2 separate regions of the Homo sapiens genome follow, and region 1 is linked to region 2. Evidence: read pairs that join two places in POLR2A ChIA-PET (ENCODE). Cell type or tissue: Panc1. All regions are shown on one strand. Each heading gives the region's core, and the rest is flanking DNA. Links, peaks and the distances in the headings are about the cores only. Region 1 has its middle 4.6 kb from the start of ADM. Region 2 overlaps SBF2 (SET binding factor 2).

Region 1 (4,404 bases), core at 302-4,301, 280 kb after region 2:
TAAAAACACAAAAATTAGCTGGGCATGGTGGCAGGTGCCTGTAATCCCAGCTACTTGGGAGGCTGAGGCAAGAGAATTGCTTGAACCCAGGAGGCAGAGGTTGCAGTGAGCCAAGATCGCGCCATTGCACTCCAGCCTGGGCAACAAGAGTGAAACTCCCGTTCAAAAAATTAAAATAAAAAATTTTAAAAAAGACAAAATAGAGCTAATTATCAGTGAGCAAGGCTTATCAGCCCATTGCCCCTAGTGGGCTATTGCGGAGTAAGTGGTTTGATCTGTACAGTCATTTCAAGTGCTTGCTGTGGTTAGCCACAGTAGTTCAAGGAGGCAGTATGAGAGTCAGACTTGAGCAAACATCACCAGGCAGGGCTGAGGCCTCTTCAGATCGTCTCTACCAAAGCATAACAAAGGAGACTATGCAGCTGTGGTGGAAAATTCCCTGATCCATTGCTATATTTTCAACCATTTAGTTCCCTAAGCAAGAAATTTAATGAATCTTACCCTTGACAGCTGCCTCTCAGCCCCACATTCATCACTCAGTCCTATTGTTCCTACTTCCCAAATATGTCCGCTTCTCTCCACCCTCACTGCCACCCCACTAGTTTGAGCCGTTATCACCTTCTACCTTTATTATTGCAATAGGTTCTTAACTGTTTTCCCAGCTTCACCGATGGTTTCAAACTTTCTATATAGGTAAAAGTTAAGGACAGTAAGCAGGTTATTGAACCTGTCTCAAAATTAAATTTGTATAGCAAACACACCATTTCTACCTTGAGTGTGTGTTTGGGGTGCAAAGAAAAGGCTTCATAGATGACGTAGAAAGTGTCCTGGCCAGGTGTGGTGGCTCACGCCTGTAATCGCAGCACTTTGGGAGGCCAAGTTGGGCGGATCATGAGGTCAGCAGATCGAGATCATCCTGGCTAACACGGTGAAACCCTGTCTCTACTAAAAATACAAAAAATTAGCCAGGAGTGGTGGCGGGCACCTGTAGTCCCAGCTACTCAGGAGGCTGAGGCAAAAGAATGGCGTGAACCCAGGAGGCAGAGCTTGCAGTGGGTCGAGATGGCACCACTGCACTCCAGCCTGGGCAACAGAGCAAGAGTCCATCTCAAAAAAAAAAAAAAAAAAAAAGGAAGTGTCCTGCAGTTGCGGTCCATGTGTGATGAGATGAATGGTTGAATCTTAACATTCATTTGAAGTACCCCTGACATTAGCAGCTACAGTATATATAGGTACTGTAAGAGTTTACAAGCTACTTTTACTTAGATCACATGTTTGATGAGCAGGACTGGCTACATAATATGTGGAGTCCAGTGCAAAATGAAAATGTAGGACTGCCTGTTCAGAAATGTTGGAGAATTTCAAAACAGCTTCAGCAGAGCATTCCACCAAGTGTGGGCTCTTCTGAGAGCAGGCCGTGTGCTACTGAACAGAGTGTATGTCAGTGAAGCTGGTGAACTTTAGGATGGAATGAGTATGTGTATGTGGGGAGGGGGTATAATAAATGTTATGGGGGGACTAGACTCTCTGCAGTCTCTCCAGAGTACCACCACCGTGCTGCTTCCTTTCTTGCACCTTTCTAATCTATCTACCACATTCCATAGCCAAAACGATTGTTTAAATAAATGTATATCAGATCATGTCTCTCCTGTCTTCAAACCTGTCAATAGTTTTCCATGTCACCATAAATAAAGTGCAAAATCTTCATGTCGGAAAGGGTCCTATTTACTCTGACCCTGATGACCTCTTTAATCTCATTTCAGGCCTCTTTTCTCTATCATTCTATGCATTCCTATCAAACAGGACTCCTTTCATTTTTTCTAATGTACCAAGTTCTTTCCCATCTCTGAGTGTTTGCACATGCTGTTTCCTCCATTTCGAATATTAGATCCCCCTAGTCTTGCTTTTTCTTCAGAATACTTAACACAGTTTATAATCATGTAAATACATAATTCTGATAAGGATTTGTTTATATCTGGCTACGTCACTAGGCTGTAAGCTCGTTGAGGGTAAGTTTGTTGATGACTGCATTGGTGATTACTGTATGTTGAGAACTTAGCACAGTGCTGGGTATATAATATATAATCAGTAAATATTTGTTGAAAGAATGAAAAAACTATCAATTCATTCAGGCTTATAAATCAGAATTGCTTCTTGGCTGAGCACAGTGGCTCATACCTGTAATCCTAGCACTTTGGTAGGCCAAGGCGAGTGGATCTCTTGAGATCAGGAGTTCAAGACCAGCGTGGGCAACATGATGAAACCACATCTCTATAAAAAGAAAAAAATATATATAAATATATATACATATATAAAATAATTGCTTCTTTCCAGGTGCTTCTAATCTGATATCACAGGATCCCTATCTGGAGACAAGTAGCATGATGGTTGCTTTCATTAACACCATTCTCTTTGGCTATGGATGATTCAAATGGCCTAATCATCTCTTTTATCATCCATTCATTAATGCCATTTATTGTGCCCTCTGTAGCAAATTTCTCTTGAAGTAATTTCATTTTGTCCTGTTACAGGTATTATTGTAACAAGCTTCTTTAGGTTTACTACTTTCTCTTCTCTCTCTCTCTTTTTTTTTTTTTTTCTTTGTAGGGATGGATTTTTGCCATGTTGCCAGGCTGGTCTTGAACTCCTGAGCTCAAGAGATCCACTTGCCTCAGCCTCCCAAAGTGCTAGGATTACAGGCACGAGCCACTGTACTGGACCATCTCTTCTCTTTCATTTGTTCTGCAGTAATTTACCTTATTTAAGCTTCAGGGAGGTTTGCCTTCTGGCTTTACCATGTACAAGAACTGACTGTTACTCTCTGCCTGTTTTGTACAGGAGCACAAAAATGAGGCAGCAAACGCATTACTTTTCTTTATGCTGATGCTCTGGAAAATATTATGCCCTAAAGAGGGAGGTTAACTGTCCTCCTTGCCCTTACCACTATAAACCAGACAGAAATTTAAAATATGGAAACAGTGTTTTTTATTCTGTGTCAGGGTTTTAAACTTGGTCAACCTCCCGGAACTGTATGCCTATTTTATACTTTAATCGGTTTATGTACATGTTCATTTTTCTGGAAAGGATCTATATTTTTATTAGGTCCTTAGAGAAGTCAGAGATCCCAAAAAAGTGCCCTGGGCTTTGTATCCTGCTTTACTTCTCCTTGTAAGTGATCAAATCCACAAGGCTGATTGTGTTCTTTCTCTAAATCACTTTGTGTTATGACTTCAGGATGCATCTTGAACTTTGTTTTCAAGTGAACTTTGTAAACAAGTCCTCAGCTTAAAAGACATTTTGAACTATATTAATAATAAATGCATCATAAAATTTCCTGTTTGATAAAGGAGGCATCTGAGATAATTATGCAATGCACTTAGCTACTCACATTTTAGTTATTCTTATTAATATCATTGATATTTATTATTTTTCAATGCTTCTCTGAAAGACCTGAGTATGGCCACTCTGGCTTTAAGAACTGTGTCCACAGTGCTAGCTGAGAAACCACTACCACATATTTTTTTAAACTCCAAACTTTACTAAGAATCAGGCTTGGATATAGGGCCTAAAAATCATTCAATTGGAATGTGAAGAAGTTGAAACACCATTACGCAAAAACCCTTTAGCATATGTGTATGTGTGTCTCCCTAATGTCAGGATGTACACATTTATTACAGTGGTTTGGAGGTTTATTTGTAATCTGACCTTTTGAAATTCTGGAGCACACAAAAAAAGTAGATCTTCATTAACAAGGATTTTTTTTTCTTTTTCTTTTCTCTTTTCTTGCCAGAAATTTAAAGATGTTTCTTCCTTCACTTCCTTCCTTCCTTGTACTGTCCTTGCTCAACGTGAATCTACAATCACTGCCACTTGAATGGATGCAACTTATGTTAATAAATTGCCAGGATCAGAACTCCCACTGCAGCATTTCCTTCTCCATAGAACCACTGAACCAGAAATGCATTCTAGTGATTTTTTTTTGTCGTTAACGATGATTAATTAAACAAACTCGAGATTTCACGAGAAAAAACATAGATGCCCAGATTTAACAAACTCCTTATCTTTTTTCGACTTAAACCCACGAAGCTTTGGGGAGCACTCTAGCCCCTGCTACTCACCCATGCAAGCGGGGTGCGCGCTCGCGCACACACTCACTCACTCCAAGATAGGGGCTTTCTAGGAAAATACTTTGAGCTGCCAATCCAAGATTTTACTTAAAGAATTGACTTGGTTCTCAAGTGACAGATCTCTAAGTGCCAGAGCGGCAAAGTGCACCAGGCTGATAAAGTGCATGCCAAGACTCTCAGGTGGGAATTCTTGTCACAGCCAAGAGGTTGCTGGCATAGGCACCCGAGGCTGGCAGAGCCTAGCCTCTGAGTCTCCCTACACTCCTGGGCTTGCTTT
Region 2 (4,404 bases), core at 133-4,132:
TTTATTCTTAAATGTCACATGCTTTCTTAAGTTTTACATTATTATTATTATTATTATTGTTTTTGAGATGGAGTCTCGCTCTGTCGCCCAGTCTGGAGTGTAGTGGTGCGATCTCAGCTCACTGCAAGCTCCGCCTCTTGGGTTCACGCCATTCTCCTGCCTCAGCCTCCCGAGTAGCTGGGACTGCAGACACGGGCCACCATGCCCGGCTAATTTTTTGTATTTTTAGTAGAGATGGGATTTCACCGTGTTAGCCAGGATGGTCTCGATCTCCTGACCTCGTGAGCTGCCCGCCTCGGCCTCCCAAAGTGCTGAGATTACAGGCGTGAGCCACCGTGCCTGGCAAGTTTTACATAATTAATAATCTCAAATATTTTAAATTACATTAATGATTTTTATTCCTATGTAGCAGTGTTTGTTGCTGTGTTCACAGTTACATAGCTATTGAGAAATCCAGTTTCTTTTAATTTTGTAAGTCAAAATCAGTTTTCTATATAACTGAATTGTCTCACCTTCTGTAGCCCAACATCCATTCAAAGCTGCACAATAACACGGGAGAAGAAAATATGAAAAACAGACATGCCAGTGATAATTACTAGCGATTTCACTACAATGATACATATACATCCTGTTGATTATTCAAAGAGTAAAACATTCTGAAAGATGGCTTCCTGATCTCAATTTTCTTGAAAGGTTAGAGTTCTAAAATTCATTGCACCACATGTTAACAAATGTATTTGTTTCTTTTTTGGGGAAAGAAAAAAAGAACTTTCTCCAGACTCCTGCATTCTCTGAATAATAATGATATGTTACACAAATAGAAGACTATGTCTCAGCTTTCAAATGGATAAACAGTGGAACTGAAGACCATGTTTCAAAACAGAATATAGTTCAAAAAGCCCTGCACAATTTATTATAGTTCTTTCTGGCCAACCCACAACGGGGAAAACAGTATAGTTCTGGTCACAGCTTAATGTAAGTCATGAAAAAGGAGGTTTCTCATTCACTGAACCAGTATTTATTGTGTACTATACTCCAGACACTAGAATATAGCAGTGAATAAAGACAATATCCTTAACTTCATGGATTAACTAAAACTTTATATAAAGTTTCAAATTTATCACTGAGAGGTAATGTTTACTATCTGTTACAAATTTAGCATTATTTCCACATATGATAGATATGGCAAGTATTCTAAGTAAAAAAGTAAAAAGTGTGGTAAATTGGGCATCTGAAAGGAGGTGTAGTTTAGTCCTTATGAACACAGACTCAACCCCCTGAGTATGACATGAATTAAATATATTTTACACACACAAATAGAGCTTAGCAATGTGGGAGACTAAATATAAGAAGTCAATTACCAAACACATATGACTAAAAATAATTCAAATACATAAAAGGCCAATTCAACCAAAACTGTGTAAAAAGGTGCAGCATCTTTACTTCCTTCTTGAACATTCTAATTGTTTTTCTAGCTCTGAGGTAATAACATCAGATTTTTCCAACCTTCAATGACCCAAATTCCTAGACTATGTCTGTTCTGCTTGACTTGGTTTTTATCTACTTTTAATTCTAAATTTAAGAATTAGGAAGCAAAAGGAGCCTTGTGAGTAGAGCAGCAAGCAGTGGGGAAGAAGAACAGAGAATAACTGGAGAATTATGCAAGGAACAAATAAGAGGGAACTGTCCTGGCAGAAACAACTCTTTTAATTCAAACTTCCTCCTTTCTTTTCCCCTTTCTTCCCTTCTGCCACTATTACATTATTACTGAACTACTGAGATATATCATCAATCATAAAATTCTAGGGATGGATATAAAGAAATATGAGACAGGCTCTTAGGAGCTCACAGTTCAGTGAAGACGAAAGACTGGTAAATAAACGGTTAAAACATAAAATAATAGAGCTATGTATCAAATGTTACAGAGCACAGGAAAAAAAAAGGTACTTCATCCTGCCACCATTTGGAAGCTATGTACTTAAATGTTGGAGTAGCCATATTTTATAAAAATATTAACCACTAAAATGCTGAAAGAGCAAACAGAAATTTTAGACAAGAGAACTTTGTGACAAGGAAGAACGATACCTAATGACTCTCTTGCCTTAGAGCATTTACATTCTTTATAGATAATTCAATGCAAAGATAGAGCTATTTAATATTAGCATCTACGTGCCAAAAAAGGACAATGGGCAGGACAGTTTTGAACCAGGATCCTTCTGAACTTTCCTCAGATTATATCATGTAGCAACTACTTTCTTCACATGTGATTTGAGCAAGCATAGTACACCAGTCAACAAGGACTCAATTGGTCAATGACTGTCAGTCTTTGATATTTTTACAACGGTTTCTTTATAGAACTAGCATAAATATTTAATTTTTAATTTTGAAATGAAAAGCAATCAGTTTCTTAATAACATTCTGACTATTTCCTAAAACCCTGTTCTCAGGCTTCACCAAACATCTTACTATTCCATGAGGGCCTTTCATAATTTCCTATAATGCTAAATATGCTTCTTCTTCTAGAATGCCCTTATTTTACTTTTCTAGCAAGTAAGAGTTTGCTCTTGGTATCTCTATTATTGTGCTAATTATATTCTACTATAGTTTTAAAACGATACCTGTTTTTCCATTAGGCTAAAAGTACATCTGGGGTAAGAGCTGTGATTTGTTCATCTTTATATCCCCAGTGACTAACTCAGGAGCTGGCACATAATAATGGCTTTGTAAACATTTTGTGAAAAAAAACATACTTCTACCATCATATAAGCAGAAGGGCATTACGGGAACTTTCTTATAGACTCCCATGCCATTTATTAGAAAGAAATTACATTGGAACAGTTTTCGTTAGAGATCCTTAGGCCTCTGAAGGTAAGCACATGGTACACGTGGTAAGCAGTTCCTTCAGAAAAGTGCCCCAGAGTGGGCTAGCAAGGAGATTTAATTTGCTTCAAATCCCCAAAGAACATAGCTGATATTCAACTGTCAAAAAATAATTAATCATAGATACAGTAAAATAGGGCACAAGATGCCATTATTAGTAATAGTTTAAAATCTTGTGTACTCAAATTTGCAAACTATGTTTTTATGATAGGAGAGGAAATATATTTTCTTTAAATTTTTTTTTAACCCTGATAAGTTTGTTGTTGGGACAGACCCTTATGACAAAAGACAGATTAATATGAGAAAACTAAGCAAGCTTCCTTCAAGGTCAAACATTGAAAAAAAAAAGACGACTTCATTTTTTCCCCTTATAAGTGAGAATAAGATTAAAACAAGTAATAATGCTATATGAATAAGCTGAGAAAACTAAGACAGAAACATGATCTGAGGCCCTAGATGCTGATCATTTCAGTAAAAAGGATAAAAATCATCCTACAATTGATGCATTAATTGGATGGTTCAGCAATTTACCAATCAGTATTTTCTTTTAAAGAAAACATTTTTACACATCCTAAGCTTTCATTTTTACCTCTGGCATCTTTTCATCTTTATGTTTTAGGAACGTAAGTTATTTTTAAGGCTCCTACAAATGTTCTTATTGTTATAGTAGATATTCAGACAGACATAAGCAGAGCAGGAGAACCTCCTTCCCCTGCCCAACCCCAACCAGGAATGTCAGGCGACCATCAGGTGATGGTCAGGTAAGTTGTTAAACTCTCTCTCTAAAATAATAATTGGTCACAGTGGTGCCAGGGAAGGGCAGTTTCCCAAGATAGAAATACCTGAAATTGGTGATCGGCAGCTTCCTGATAAGAGCTCAGGAGTTGGGTGAGTGAGCTCACGCAGGTGCAGTAAGAGGCAAAATGGCAGAGTTTAACTGCTATATGACCTTCCTCTAGGAACACTGGATTGGTAAAGAAAAAATGCCTAAAGTGAGCATGTGTACAACTCCAGTAAACACACTGCACGTGAAGCCCCTCCCAGGTGCTAGCAGGCCACTGTGTATGCAGAGAGCCTACCTCAAGGGAAGAATCAGGGGAGGAGAAATGCAACCACCCAGAAGCATGCCAACCTATAAAATCCCAAGTCGAAAAGCCAAACTGTGCACTTGCTCTCTCAAGTTGCCCGCTTGGCCCAATTCCAAGTGTACTTTACTTCCTTTTGTTCTAGCTCTAAAGCTTTTTAATAAACTTTCACTCCTGCTCTAAAACTTGCCTTGGTCTCTCACTCTGCCTTAGGCCCCTTGGCTGAATTTTTTCTTCTGAGGAGGCAACAATTTTTGCTGCAGACTCCTATGGGTTCACTGCCAGTAACATTATCACTTCAAAAATAATCACATAGTATCACAGAGAGAAGTTTTTCCAGGGAAAGACAAAAGTGAGACTACCAAAGGTTTTCCATTAAAGCATTTTAAAACTGAAACAACTTGCTGAATAGCAAGGAATGGCTACAGTCAACATTTTA

The links. ChIA-PET counts read pairs that join two places held together with the same protein. Peaks named below come from ENCODE experiments on the same cell type or tissue, not always from the same donor. Only the 100,000 strongest peaks of a DNase experiment are listed, where the experiment ranks them.
Region 1: POLR2A ChIA-PET joins it to region 2 with 8 read pairs; 7 of 35 experiments call an interaction of 5 or more read pairs at or near these places.

Annotation. Positions count from the first base shown.
Region 1 is chr11:10,298,228-10,302,631 of GRCh38, forward strand. It overlaps a transcript of SBF2 not described here. Among named protein-coding and RNA genes, the nearest start is that of ADM, 4.6 kb to the right of the region's middle. RefSeq lists enhancers at 438-487, 568-647. In Panc1, for the core only: no CTCF peak of the experiment used is centred there; no DNase peak of the experiment used is centred there; H3K4me3 peaks cover 570 bases; H3K27ac peaks cover 3,247 bases.
Region 2 is chr11:10,016,441-10,020,844 of GRCh38, forward strand. The region is part of intron 6 of SBF2 (SET binding factor 2); the gene reads right to left. Among named protein-coding and RNA genes, the nearest start is that of LINC02709, 260 kb to the left of the region's middle. In Panc1, for the core only: no CTCF peak of the experiment used is centred there; no DNase peak of the experiment used is centred there; H3K27ac peaks cover 3,064 bases.